Linked DNA regions of Homo sapiens: region 2 is linked to region 1. Evidence: chromatin contacts called from ENCODE Hi-C or POLR2A ChIA-PET data. All regions are on one chromosome and are shown on one strand. The core of a region is the stretch at or near the end of the contact, and the rest is flanking DNA. Distances in the headings are between cores, read along the strand shown.

Region 1 (3,891 bases), core at 1-2,500:
GATTACAGTTCAAGGTGAGATTTGGGTGGGGACACAAAGCCTAACCATATCACAAGCCAAATACCATTGTAATGGGGGGCATAAAGTTAACGAGGGATTTCTTTCCCCCTCATATATTTGGACTGGACTGTTATTTACTTATCTGTATTAATTAAATCTCCCAATTTAAATTAGCTGTGTAGAAAATAAAAGGACTGGATCATATTGGAAGTCGAGAAGATGTGCAGTTACTAGTCCTATTGCTTCATTTAATGGTGTTCTCTTTTTTAAGCTTTTCCCCATTTGTGACAGAAAAACAAGGCACCTGCTTTCCTTAGAGCACCACTGATAATCTTTGGTATGATCATGAAACGATTGTGCTTGAGAAGAAAAATGGGCATAAATAAAGCTAAAAAGCAAAGATGCCTTATCCATAGCAATAGTTTATTTGCTTTTCAGAATCTAACCTTTTCCTTCATTTTTCATATTTTTGGATTGGGTTCGATGATGCATATCTCCTATCTCCTCAAATGTATTCCAGTATGAGGAACATGGGAGAAATGTCTTATTTTTATTCGGAGGCAACCACGGATGTGGCCATCAACTGGTGGGTCCATGTGACTTCTTCACTAGATCTGATATGCTCTGGTTTTGAATATTAGACTGGTCAGAGAGCAATGTCAATCCCCCTCCTACTCCATGGCCAGTACCAAAGACAAGCAGTCCAAATGACAACAGCCCTGCAGTGAAAGGTAATAACAGCATTTTGTCTCTCTGAAATGACAGCTGCCTTCCTTTCCAGTGGCCTAACCTGTTTTCTGTACTACTTTGCTAATTTCCATTTGAACATCTAGGGCTCAAGACAGGGCTATGAGATGGAGAATTTCGCATAATCCCAGAAATTACATTCTGACTTCTTTTTCTGGCTTAATGTCCTCATTCATAATTCCCTTTATCAAATTGTACCTAATGTGGATGAGTCAAATATCTACATGTGGTTGGGTGGTCCCCAAGTTTGGTTGGAAATACCAAGGTATGAAAGGCCTCTGAGGTTTGCTATTTTTAGCCAGAAATACCATTGCCACCACCAAATAGGGCATTTAATTTGTGCACCTCAGAAAGGGCCAGGTTTCATAGTTGTCAAAAGAGGTCATTTCAAGTTCATGAGATCTGTTCTCTTTTGGGACAGGTCCCCCAAGGGAGCCTCTGCTCGACTGAAGATATCATCTGTGTTTGCAGCTCTAGCTCTGTTTCTTTGGTATCACTGACTTTCTCTTGTTGGCCACAGGAAGTTGAAGGAAGTGTGTACTCCATTATCATCAAAAAATGTTCCCATGATGCTCTTTTAAGTGTTATGCAAATAAGTTGCACCTGCTTTGTCTCCAACAGTGGCTGCCTGGGGAATGTGAGGATTGTCCCAAAGCACAATCACTGGCTCCTCACGGCAAGGCCATGAGAACGCTCAGAAGACCTCCTAAGACCCTTGAGGAGGTTAGAAGGAAGGGGAAACAAGCATGTAGCATCTTTTCACTAGAGTCGTCTTTAAGATATTTTGATATCCTCTAGCAAGAATAGAGATAGGCTAATCCAGCGAAATCAGTATTGCCTTTTTTTAGGCAATACCCTGCCCACTCCCCCTCCAACTAAGCTACAGTGAGCTCTCTTGTCTCTGATACTCATATCAAGATAAACCAGATGATTCCAGGGCTAATTGCACATGGAATTCAATGTTACATAGTAATAACTTGCATATTACCCACTAGTCTTGATATAGTTTTCTCACCATCATAGATACACTGATTTTTACATGTAGATACATTAATATCTACAAAAGACTTTTTTTACAAAAAGAGGGAGGGGAATCCGAAGTATAAAGTGATCGGTACACTATCTTAGCATTTCAGTGCCATTTTGATGAAAGGATCAAAGGCCCTGTTTATACTGATATAATCCCATTGCCTCTATCCCCTCACTAACCACTTTTAGCAACTTGTCCTACCAACACTTCCTGAGACTCTTTTCAGCCAGATGGCAAGCACATTCCTAGCTGCTCTCAGCTAGAAGGATCACCCATCAGAGACGTTTTCTTCATGTTTCTGACACTCCCACCTGTTGGAGAAGAAAAAAACACAGGTCATCCAAGCCAATGAACTTAGATTCTCATGTGGAATGATTTATGTATTTTAAACAAAGCCTTCATCTTATTTAGAAATCACTTGCATGAGGCACTCTTTTGAAAATGTTCTCCTCATCTGGAAAATAATTTGGCTGTATAATCGTGGTATTCAGGAAGTTAGGGCAGGTGTTTAGGTGGAAGAGCAGAAGGGAGTATTCCAATGAGGCTGAAGAGTGAGGGGAATTGACCCCCTGGGAGAAGGGAAGGCATGTCAGGGCCCTCCTTTTAACAGGAAAGGATTGAAGAAGGCAGTGACCCTGAGAGAAGAGGAGAAGCCAGGCCTGGGCGCCAAACACTTTTGGGCCTGTTGCTTTGAAGGGTAGAAAGAGTGGCCATAATATTTCTCCTGACCCAGCAGATTTGAAAAGATTCCTCCAGCAGACAGTGGAAAGCCCCTTGCTTCCTCAGCCATTCAGTCTGATTTCTGAAATAACTATGCTATTTCCTGGTTGTGGTGAAGTGGCAGGGCCCGAGGGTTTGATCAGCTTTTCATGGGCTATGGCCATTAGTGGGGTTGGGGTGCAGGTGGGAGTTTGTTAACACAAGAGCTTGTTATTCTCGGAGCTTCAGGCCCTGGTTTGGAAATGTTAACTGGCCAACCAGCCACGGGAGTTGGAATTCCCTAACTATTGTCAGAGAGAGTGCAAAGGGATTTGTCTGATTGAACAATCTGCATTTGAAGATGACCTGGACCTGCCTGCATCCCGCATGGCAGAGGTGGACATTTGGAAGGTGCGTTTGCTCATGTTTCCTCTTCTCTCCCCAGAACCTGCTAAGGCTGCCTCAGACCTGACTGCCTGGTTCAGCCTCTTCGCTGACCTCGACCCACTCTCAAATCCTGATGCTGTTGGGAAAACCGATAAAGAACACGAATTGCTCAATGCATGAATCTGTACCCTTCGGGAGGGCACTCACATGCCGCCCCCAGCAGCTCCCCTGGGGGCTAGCAGAAGTATAAAGTGATCAGTATGCTGTTTTAATAATTATGTGCCATTTTAATAAAATGAAAGGGTCAACGGCCCTGTTTATATTGGTATAATTATTTACTCTTATTTGGTATAAAGGGTTTTCGTGTATCTCTATGTGGATCTAAATAATACAGGATTGTCTAGAAGCGGTTTCCAGGCCACCGCTCTCCTGCCTACATCCCATCATGGCTGCTGCGGTGTCACTGGGCTACCGTGAGATCCAAGTTGAAATCAGAAGCCTACTTTGATGGTAGGTTTGAATGACGTGTCCTACAGCCTCAGAGGCAGCAGGAGGCTAGCAAAGCTTAAATGCCTCCTTCTCTGCCCCCAGCCTCTGTCCCCCTTGGAGGAGGGCTGTAGGAAGATTCCCTCTTCCTGCCAAGCCACCTTCCAGTGAGCTCTGGATGAAGCTCTGGCCAACCAAAGACACTGTCCCCACAGCAGGTGCCTGGTGGGCCACGTGTTCTCACACTGGTGGAGGAGCTGGGCTTCTGTCCAAGGCACAAACCTTACTATGGAAAGCAGCCATATTTGCAGATACCACTGTCTCCTTTTGTCCTCTTCGTGGCTGGAATTCAAAAGCATGTATTTCTGAAGCCTCTTGTGACATTGTTTTTTTTTTTTTTTTAATTAAACAGAAAAGATATTTGACATGCAAAGTCAAGTTTATGGAGTCTGTTGTGGGGACTCAGTGATGTGCTGAGGAAAGTGCTCTGGGTGTGGGTGTGGGAGTGGGACAGAGGAGAAGGATGGGTCCCAACTGCAGCC
Region 2 (3,891 bases), core at 528-3,027, 75 kb before region 1:
GGAACACTCTCTAAAATACCTGCCCTGAAAAAAGACAGACCCAGGAACTTCCCAGATTAAAGGAGACTGAAAAAACATGACAACTGAATGCAGTGTATGATTTTAGATTTTCTTTTGTTATAGAAGATATTATTGGGACAATTGATAAAATCACAATAAGGTCTGTAATATTAGATAACATTATTTCAATATTAATTTCCTGATTTCAATAATTGTACTGTGGTTATGTAAGAGAGTTCCCTATTTTTAGGAAATATATATTGAATTATTTAAGAATAAAGGAACTTTCTGTCTGCAATTTACTCTTAAACAGTTTAGGAAAAAATCTATGTGTGTTTGTATTTAGAAAATGAAACAAATGTAGTAATGTTTGGGTGAATTAACATTTTGGGAATCTGGGTGAAGGGTATCCAGGCATACAAAGAATTCTTGCAACTTTTCTAGAAGTCTGGAATTATGTTTAGTGTCTTTGTGATTTGAATTTTAATACGTTTCTTTATAATGTTCAAATTAAGAAATTAAACATCCAGTATATGAAAGAAGGAATGGCACTGAAAAAAGTGACATTAGTAGAGGTTTATATTGTGTTATAATATTATACAATATTATAATAATATGTAATATTACTATAGGCAATATGTATTATATAACACATATATACAGATGCTTCTTGACTTACAATGGAGTTATGCCCCAGTAAACCCATCAAGTTGAAAATATCCTAATCGGAAATGCATTTAATACACCAAACCTACCAAACAGCATAGCTTACCACAGGCTACCTTAAATGTTTTCAGAATGCCTACATTAGCCTACAGTGGGGCAAAATCATCTAACACAAAACCTATACTATACTACAGTGCTTAATATTTCACAGTAATTTATTGAACACTGTACTGACAATGAAAAACAGAGTGGTTGTTTGCGTACTTGAAGTACAGTTTCTGCTGAATACATGTTGCTTTTGCATCTTGGCAAAGTCAAAAACTCTAAGTCAAACAATCATAAATCAAACCATGGCAAATCCAGGACTGTCTGTACAATATTACAATACTGTATTTATGTTGTAGCTATTGTGATATAATTAGAATTATGTGCCAGCATGATTCTTTGCAAATTCAGTGAGACCTGGTCAATGTCTTTCAGATAAATTACCTAAGACTAGATGATAGCAGGGACATTATACATCAAAATAGTGATTTCAGTTACTCTCGTATAAAGTGGAGGGCAGGAACGATGGACAGCTATCATCTTAAAAGCTTATTGGAGTCAGACGATGGTTCCTCACATCTGCTGACCTGTAACTATGGAATAAACAACTCTGATGACCATTTGTTCATTATCATACTGGAGTCATGTTCCTGAGGAATTCCAGGGCAGTAAAAATTTAGAAGCTAAATGTTTAACTTTCCAGAATGTTTAATTTTTCTGCACTAAGTCAAAGCAAGGCTCATGGAAGCAAACTTCCTTGTTCCCTAAACACTCAGCCCAGAAAAATTGAGAGATCACACATGTAACCGTGAACTTTGCACTGTTAGATTTATAAACTTCACAAACCAAAAATAGTTTCTGTTGTTGATCCAAAAACCTCCATTCTAATGACAAACTTATGGTGGCTAAAAACCTTTTAAATGTTAGATTGAGTTCCTGCTTTGTCCCTCTGCATGTGATTGAGCCAGGTTAAGTTGATTTGAACCTGAGAAAAGAAACACATTGCCTCTGTAGGGTTTTCTAAGCCATCTGAATTGGTACTAAACCATTTCTGTGAGGTGTTAGAATCCTGCAGGGGGCACCAGAACATTCCAATGCAGTTGAACACATTTCATTAAGTCCAGAAGAGCTAACTGTATTACCTTATTATAATTGATTTCTCTACTGTAACGTTTTCAGTTCCATTAATATTATTTTTTTGTACATTTACTTTTACAACATTTGTGAGTTTATGGAATGTTTCTGCCTCTCTGAGGAGGCAGAGGAAGGAAAGAGATCATCTCTTGGATGAGTCCTTAGAAACTACAGCCATGTCTCCTCTGGGTAAATATGAAAGGTTTCAGCCCACTCGGAGAGTAAGGACTTTCCAAATGTTCCTAATCTGACTGCGGAAAAAAAAAAAACTGGAAGAAACTGAGAATTCAATTTACTTTCTTAGCCTTAAGGCTGTGTATAAGCTACCCTGTTATTATCATTATTAATAATAAACACAGTGAATGTCAGACAGGCACTTCATGGTAGATTTTTATATGAATTTTGTGCAAAAGTAAAGGGTTGCCAGGCTACTGCATAATATTACTCAGTTCTGGTCCAGGAGTACAAAATTCCACCAGGCCTCCTGAGCCCGTCCCTCCAATTAGTGGCTTACTTCATTACGAATAAAGAACCCTCATTACTGTGGGCCTTCAAGTGAAATAGGATCCCCTACCTCTTGAAATCCGCCTTTCTAAGTACAGACAGTTCCCAACTTACAAACAATCCACTTAAGAACCACCAAGGCATTCAGAGGCTGCTGTAGGCTCCTGCAGCTGCTGCCTGGGCCCCCTGCCCAGCCCCCCTGCCCAGCCCCCTCCCCACACTCCTGGTCTGCTCAAGGGAGCGCTGCCTACCCCCCTTGCAGAGCCAGCTGCCCACCTGCCCCTCGGACTGCAGGCTCGGAGCTGGGGGTTCAGTGAGGCCTCAGAGCTACCGCTGGTTTTATAGTTGAGCTCAGCTATGGGGTAAATAGGCTTTTGTGGCCTGGCCTGGGAACCGAACCACCATTTAAAAAAAAGAAGAAGAAAAAACCTGCCTCCATGGGAAAATGTATTCTGCATTCCCAATAGCCAGCCAACAAATGTTAGAATGACTGTGGGGGCTGTCTTCTGTCTTCATGCCCCTAGCAGAGCGAGGAGGCGAAAGAATCCGCCTGTGTGTTCTGGGTTCTGGGTCCAGCTCTAGCACTAAACCCAACATAGGACCTTAGTAAGCCCTTTAACCTCTGTGTATCACATCATCTGTAAGACAATAGGATTGTACTAAATGAGTTATAAGCCTCCTTCTAGTATAATGACCCCAATTGATCAAAGCTCTACCCTCATTTTATTCATTCAGAGGCATTTTACTCAGGGCACATGCTTTGTGCAGGCTCTGGGCTTGGTGGGAATACAGTCAAATAATACAGATCCCAGCACTCACAGGGTGCAGTGTTTACTTGGGGAGACAGATCTTTAAGTGAATGTTCATAAGTGCTATGATTGCAATGGGCACTGGGTTCTGTAAAAGCTCAGGAGGGTCTGAATCAGATGAAGTCTTTGCAGAGGGGTTGGCTCGCGGGCTCACTCCCCTGATTTCTATTTTAATTGACTCCTCTCCCAGGGTATCAAATCTGGTTCACTGGGAAGCATAGCTTCTGCATCTACCATCCTAACAGTTTGGCATGGTCCCCTGGCCTCATCAAGGAAAGTCTTGCCCTCCTCTTTGCGTCACTGAAAGATAGAATACAGGGATGCTCCCACCAAACCATAGTCTTGATTCCTGTAAGTACTGCCCTGAATGCTTGCTTCTTCTCTGCCCTAGGGAGCCATGGCCAAAAAAGGTTCTCTCTTGCTCTCCTTGGGGCCTTCCCTGCCCTGAAGAGAGGCAGGATTGGCAGCAACTCTGGTACTCCCAAGTTTAAAATATTCCTTACCTCCCAAAATATTTCTGAAGTCCCAGCTACCTCTTGCTGTCCTATATTTATAATGCCCTAATTATAATTCTACCAAAAATCCCTTCTAGGCTTCCACCCTTACTCCACACTCACTTTTAAAATAGTAACAATCGAAGTGATTCAAAGAAGTCACCTGTCATTTGGAAGGTGGCATAACAGAGTGGTTCAGGTTGGAATCTTGACTCTGTGCCTTGATATCGGACATTATG

What was found. Hi-C counts contacts between places; a loop is a spot of excess contacts on that map. ChIA-PET counts read pairs that join two places held with the same protein, here RNA polymerase II (POLR2A). Pooled maps may share reads with other maps.
Region 2: a map of GM12878 shows a loop between it and region 1 (4-fold over the local background). The contact joins two enhancer-like sites. A Hi-C loop is called at or near these places in 3 of 168 maps with a recorded cell type or tissue (CD4-positive, alpha-beta T cell, GM12878 and naive thymus-derived CD4-positive, alpha-beta T cell), 19 of 37 single-sample maps with no recorded cell type and 14 of 50 pooled maps. POLR2A ChIA-PET finds 5 or more read pairs at or near these places in 16 of 52 experiments (CD4-positive, alpha-beta T cell, CD4-positive, alpha-beta memory T cell, CD8-positive, alpha-beta T cell and 13 more).

What each region holds. Positions count from the first base shown.
Region 1 is chr7:8,113,075-8,116,965 of GRCh38, reverse strand. ICA1 (islet cell autoantigen 1) reads left to right here. Exons shown (of 14, transcript NM_001136020.3): 14 at 2,922-3,782. The coding sequence ends at 3,043. Among named protein-coding and RNA genes, the nearest start is that of GLCCI1, 150 kb to the right of the region's middle. RefSeq lists enhancers at 2,414-2,603, 2,624-2,723. Within about 2 kb of position 1,250, at least 4 of the 41 ENCODE cell types and tissues checked have a DNase peak (open chromatin) inside an H3K27ac peak, as active enhancers do.
Region 2 is chr7:8,188,442-8,192,332 of GRCh38, reverse strand. All of the region lies in intron 6 of ICA1 (islet cell autoantigen 1), which reads left to right. Among named protein-coding and RNA genes, the nearest start is that of ICA1, 72 kb to the left of the region's middle. Within about 2 kb of position 1,777, at least 2 of the 41 ENCODE cell types and tissues checked have a DNase peak (open chromatin) inside an H3K27ac peak, as active enhancers do.